Regions from separate parts of the Mus musculus genome. Here region 1 is linked to region 2. The links are chromatin contacts, found by Hi-C or POLR2A ChIA-PET in ENCODE. All regions are on one chromosome and are shown on one strand. The core of a region is the stretch at or near the end of the contact, and the rest is flanking DNA. Distances in the headings are between cores, read along the strand shown.

Region 1 (2,700 bases), core at 107-2,606, 68 kb after region 2:
AAGCTAGCCTGGACAGCATGTGGGTATCCTGGAAGGCTTGAAAGAAGAGATCAGTGCTGTGCTCCTAGCACTGAAGGGAGAGCGGTACTAGGTTCTGTTTAAGAGAAACAGAAGTCACTTCAGCTGCTCTCTATAACAGTTACCGAAACTGGCAAACAGCTCTGTGTGAAGTTACAGTGCCTGGCACAACATGGCTTTACTAACGGGGTCTTCCCCTTCCTTCCCAGGGCTAGGAGGATACCCCCTTAATGCTAACCAGGAGCACTTTACACATATTGACACAAGGGCTAGTGACAGGGAAAACTGAGGCAACGGCAGAGATAACTCACTGTGGACATATAGCCAGGGCATGGAGAAACCAGTTAGCCCCACCCACAACTCGCCAGGGAGTAAAACCAGCACTGCCTGGATCAGATGTGTCATCCAAAGCCAGTCATCACTAGGGCACTGCCACTGGGGTGGGGTAGCTACAGTACTTCTAGTCACAGGTGCAACCCACACCTGCTCTCTTATGCACTACAGACTACAGGGTCCTAGAGTATCTACCTTTGAGGAAAGCACAGGACTGGACTTTATGGGAGGCAGGGTGCCAGCCAGTCCTGACGATCATCTGAGGTCAGGGGCAAGGGATGTGAAAGAACCCAGGCAGCTGGTTCTTCTCCCACACTCCTCCCCCTGTTTGGCCTTGGGACCAGGCAGGAGGTCCCACCAGCCTGGCTTAGAAGCATGATTCAGGCCTCTGCTTTGATGTGATTGGATATTGCTAACTAGCTGCTCCTAGCTGTTGGGTTAATCCTAGGATCTGAAGACACCCTCTTTGGGCCTTAAAGTGAGCGAGCGAACAGGTCGCTGGCGACGGAGCTATGAGGTCAGCCTTCAAGCACCAAGCAAGGCTCCTCTGAGGCACAAATGTGTCACCCTAAGGGAGGAACAGGCCTCAGAGACTCGCCGGGCCCGTGATCCCGCCCCCGCCCAATTTTTTGATCCCTCAAACCTTCTGGTCCAGCCGCTCTGCCACGTATTAAGAGGGCCAGGAAGGGACCCGAAAAAAACTCTCAAAGGCAGCCGGGCGCCCCGGAACATGGCCCTTGCTCACCTGGTGCCGCTGCAAGAGGTCCCAGACGATCCGTTTTCTTCCGCCCAGGGCGGGGCGTAGAGACTTTCGCCGCTTCTCTTTCTCTGGCCCCAACTAGCCTTTCACTTTGCCTACTGGAGACCGCCCACTAGGTCTGTCCCTCCCACATGCAGGCTGCACTTTGGGAACAGAACTTGACAAACCTGAGTCACTTCTTTGAGCCTGACTAAAAATACGTAAAATGATCCACAGCTGCCACGAAATGGGTGTGACTGTGATGAGAGCTTCTGGTATGAACACACCCATCTCTCCTACAGGCCGACCAGGTTTTCATGGCTAGAACAGTGTTCATTATGAACAGCCTTTCTCCCTGGGGATAGGGCTTGGGATGTCGAGAGCCTCTGATGCATGGGGCTCTCAAGCATTTCGTCACTAAGCATTTCTGATATTTGTCTTAAATATCGTTTATATATGAATGCTTCATCTGCATATATATCTGTGCATCGTGCCCAGGAAGGCCAGAAGAGGGTATCAGATTCTTGGGGAATGGCCACCATTCAGGTGTTGGGAACTACACCTGGGTGCTCTGGAAGAGCAGTGTCCTAAGCCATCCCTCCAGCCCATGTTTAAACTTTGTAACATACTCCCAAGTTATAGGATTTGCTTTTGGTTTCTGTATTTTTGAAATAAGGTCTTGATGTGTAGCCCAGGAGGGCCTTGAACATGCAGATTTGCTTCCTGAGTGCTGGGATTCTAGCACTGTGGAAAAAGTCAGCATTGAGAGTTTGTCACTCAGGAGCCCTGCTCTCTTGCACAAATGGCCACACACACCCTTGCCAAGGAACTGGCATCCATCCACCTAAGTGTTTGTTAAACACTTGTCATTTGCCAGATGCTGTTCTGAGTCCCTCCGGGAACTTTAATAATACAAGTAAAGGAGAGTCTAGCAGGCCAGCATAGGAAATCAGGAATTGTGTTCCCTAAAAGACCTGGGACAGGGAGCCCTGAAGGGAGAGAAGGAGGCAAAGAGACAGGCAAGAAAAGAGGCTGGAACTCAGCTTCATAAACCCTGTGCAGTGGCCACTACAGACAGAGCTTAATCTTCATCGCTGCAGAGCCATCCTCATGGAACCAATACCAACAACTGACCTGTGAAGTTGGGGATCAGTTCTTTGGGGAAAGATTAAAGCCTGCCCAATTAGAAGGAAAACTTTGGCCAGCCAGCCTTTATTTGTTGCTGCCATGAAGGAGAATTCCTGAAAAGAAGCTGTATCTACAGAGACTGGCTGATTAGAGTTTCAGTGCTGTGGAGAAATTGGGCTGGTGCAGTTCCAGAGGCTGCCTTATCCTGGGCTAGTTCTACCCCTCTAGAACAGCTCTTCCTTGCCTACCTGTGTTGCAACTAATATCTTGTGATCAGGCTGGCCTACAACTCACAGAGATGTGGCTTCCTCTTCCCCCTGACTGCTGGTAGGAAAGGCAAGTGTCACCACACCCAGCATCCTTTTGGAATCCTTTAGCAGACCAGTAGCTTCCACTAACCAAAAGCCAAGAATGTCATCAGTTGGCATCTTGGACTTACAGAAAAGCTTCCTTCCTCTTGTTGTACCAATCTCTCTGATGTA
Region 2 (2,700 bases), core at 140-2,639:
GCTGTGGTGGCCCAAGCCTTTAATCCCAGCACTTGGGAGGCAGAGGCAGGCGGATTTCTGAGTTCAAGGCCAGCCTGGTCTACAAAGTGAGTTCCAGGACAGCCAGGGATACACAGAGAAATCCTGTCTCGAACCCCCCCCCCAAAAAAAAGAAAAAAAAATAACCTTATGGTTGGGGGTCACCACAACATGGGGAATTGTATTAAAGATTAAAGAGTTGCAGCTTCATAACAGTAGCAAAATTAGTTATGAAGTAGCAACAAAAATAACTTTATGGTTGGGAGTCACCACAACAAGAACTGTATTAAAGGAAGGTTGAGAACCACTGTTCTATCCCATACCCCAGCCTCAGGCCACTCTTGCATAAAAACTCAGATGGCCTCAGATATTTGCCTCTGCAGTCTTTTGAAGGCACTCCAGGGCCTCAGAATTTAAATCCCAGCCTAGACCCTCGGATCACTCAGCATTGCCTCCGTATTTTGAGGTTCCTGGAAGGCCCAGGTCCTGGAGGCACAGTCCTTGAGCTATAGGGGCATCCTGTGCTATCAGATGAGTGAGTGTTCTGGAGCTTCGGAGCTCGAAGCCCCAGGCCCGCTCCCCACTTGTGGATCCGGTTTTTTGCTGCTCAGCATCTCGACACCTGGGTGCTGCTCAGCGCTACTCTTGCGCCGCCCCTGTTTCTGGTGTGTGTTGGATCCCCACATATCTTTCTTTAAAGAAAGGAGTGTGCATAAAAGGCCTCGAGGAGACCAATTCCCCGAGTTCATCCAGCTCCTACTTCTTGCCCTTGGTCTTCTGCGGGTGGCGCACGACCTGTTTCCCGGAACTCAACAGGTGAGGCAAGCCGACCTATCAGGCACGCGTGCAGAAGATGGGGACGCGCACGGAGAGCGGAAGCGCGCCGACAGCTAGTCTGGGCGCGCACCGAACGCTGGCGCTCACAGGAGGCGAAGGCTCTGCTAGGGTCCCCGCGAGCCCGGGTCCCTGCCAGCCTCTCACTCTGCTCAGGTGTCCTAGACTTGCTTAGGTTTGAGATACGTTTGTTGGGAGCGAAGGCGAGGTATTACGACCCCTCGCCCGCCTCTACAGGCTTGCACTTAAATCAAGAGGAAGCTATTGACCATGTTGGGCAGAATGAAAAGAGCAAGGCCAGAGAAGGGGACTGGACGCAGTGCTCTCGAGCTTCCGGGCTGAGCGGGAAACCCGTCTGGTTCAGAGCTACTTCCTGCGGGACCATGGCCCCAAGGCTCCTCGGAGCAAAGTGCTCCCAGGTCCTCAACCCTAAAACTGGAGCGGCTCCAGGAACCAGGACCTCTACTCACCTCCGCGTGTCTGAGTCACGACTGCCACCCACCTGAGACTCGCGCGGAAGCTGACAGTTTACCTGTCCGAGGTGCGCAGCGGCGACAGACCCAGCGGCAGGTGCAGCCCCGCCCCGCAGGCAGGGCTAGGGCGGACCTAGTGTCCCGCTTTAAGCCTGAGGCTAGTGCTGGTGAGTGTAGGAAGTTCCGTCCCGGGATCTTCAAACTTCCCGGCTTAGGGGCAGGGTTTGGTTTGACCAAAGGAGCCCAACCAGCGCAACCCGCAAAGGGCCACCCTGCTGACTGTCATGGTGTTTTGCCTCTCCAGCCCAAACTCTTCCTTTTCCTCCAGAAAGTCTTTCTTGATTCACATCCCACTCATAACTGACCCCGTGTCTTCTCTTGCCACTCAAAACCCCAGATATTTGGAAGAACCTTCTTCCATAAGGTGCCCCGCGCTTAGACAAAGAGGCAAAGCCGGGCGGTGGTGACGCATGCCTTTAATCCCAGCACTCGGGAGGCAGAGGCAGGCGGATTTCTGAGTTCGAGGCCAGCCTGGTCTACAAAGTGAATTCCAGGACAGCCAGGGCTATAGAGAGAAACCCTGTCTTGAAAAACCAACCAACCAACCAAACAAAAACCAAAGACAATGAGGCAAACCAAAGAAGAGCCAGGTGGCCCCAGGCTGCCATAATTCATCCCATCTCAATCTAGCCCAGGGAAGAAATAATCTCTAGAAACTGGATCTACATCATGAGGCTCAGAAATCAATACACACAGGTTTATTTTGCTTGTAAAAAGTTTTGCCGCTGTACGGATCCAGGTTAACTGGGAGGGAGGGGATCCAGAAGTTACTCTCTAGGCTTCCCACAAAGCAGGAGGCCACAGAGCAGGATCTGAGGCCCAGAAGCCAGGAGGTCCATGGCTTCCCACAAAGCAGGAGGCCACAGAGCAGGATCTGAGGCCCAGAAGCCAGGAGGTCCATGGCATTTAGGCTAATTTTACTGCATGGGGGTTTTATGAGCAACCTGCAGTTCTATAGGTACTAGGGTCATTCAAGAGTCTCAAGTCAGGTCTGTACCAATCTGAACCGTAGGAAAGTTGAAGCAAACCCCACAGGCACATCTGTGCCGTTCATAAATACCCTAAATATACATGGATTTCAATGATCCCTACATATACAAGTCTCCCGTGGTTAACATATACACATGGGCTTCGTAGGATGCCCATATACACCTACATATAGTCTAGGCCCTCCTTTGATCTTCATGTATTAACATATATGTAGACCATCCAGGATCCTACATATACATGGGCCATTTTACAGCCTCCCTCAACACATACATACACATTGTTATGGATAGGGGCAAGCTGTAGAGGTGGGGACTTATTCCTAGTC

Evidence for each region. Hi-C counts contacts between places; a loop is a spot of excess contacts on that map. ChIA-PET counts read pairs that join two places held with the same protein, here RNA polymerase II (POLR2A).
Region 1: a loop to region 2 is called in a map of v-Abl transformed pro-B cells, with 3 times the contacts of the local background. The contact joins the promoter of Rnh1 here to the promoter of Sigirr in region 2. A Hi-C loop is called at or near these places in 30 of 37 maps with a recorded cell type or tissue (CH12.LX, CH12F3, T-helper 1 cell and 11 more). POLR2A ChIA-PET finds 5 or more read pairs at or near these places in 3 of 5 experiments (Patski and embryonic stem cell).

Annotation. Positions count from the first base shown.
Region 1 is chr7:141,167,580-141,170,279 of GRCm38, forward strand. Rnh1 (ribonuclease/angiogenin inhibitor 1) reads right to left here and starts at 1,357. Exons shown (of 10, transcript NM_145135.3): 1 at 1,097-1,357.
Region 2 is chr7:141,099,157-141,101,856 of GRCm38, forward strand. Sigirr (single immunoglobulin and toll-interleukin 1 receptor (TIR) domain) reads right to left here and starts at 1,390. Exons shown (of 10, transcript NM_001355055.1): 1 at 1,323-1,390. Ano9 (anoctamin 9) reads right to left here. Exons shown (of 24, transcript NM_178381.3): 24 at 2,063-2,700.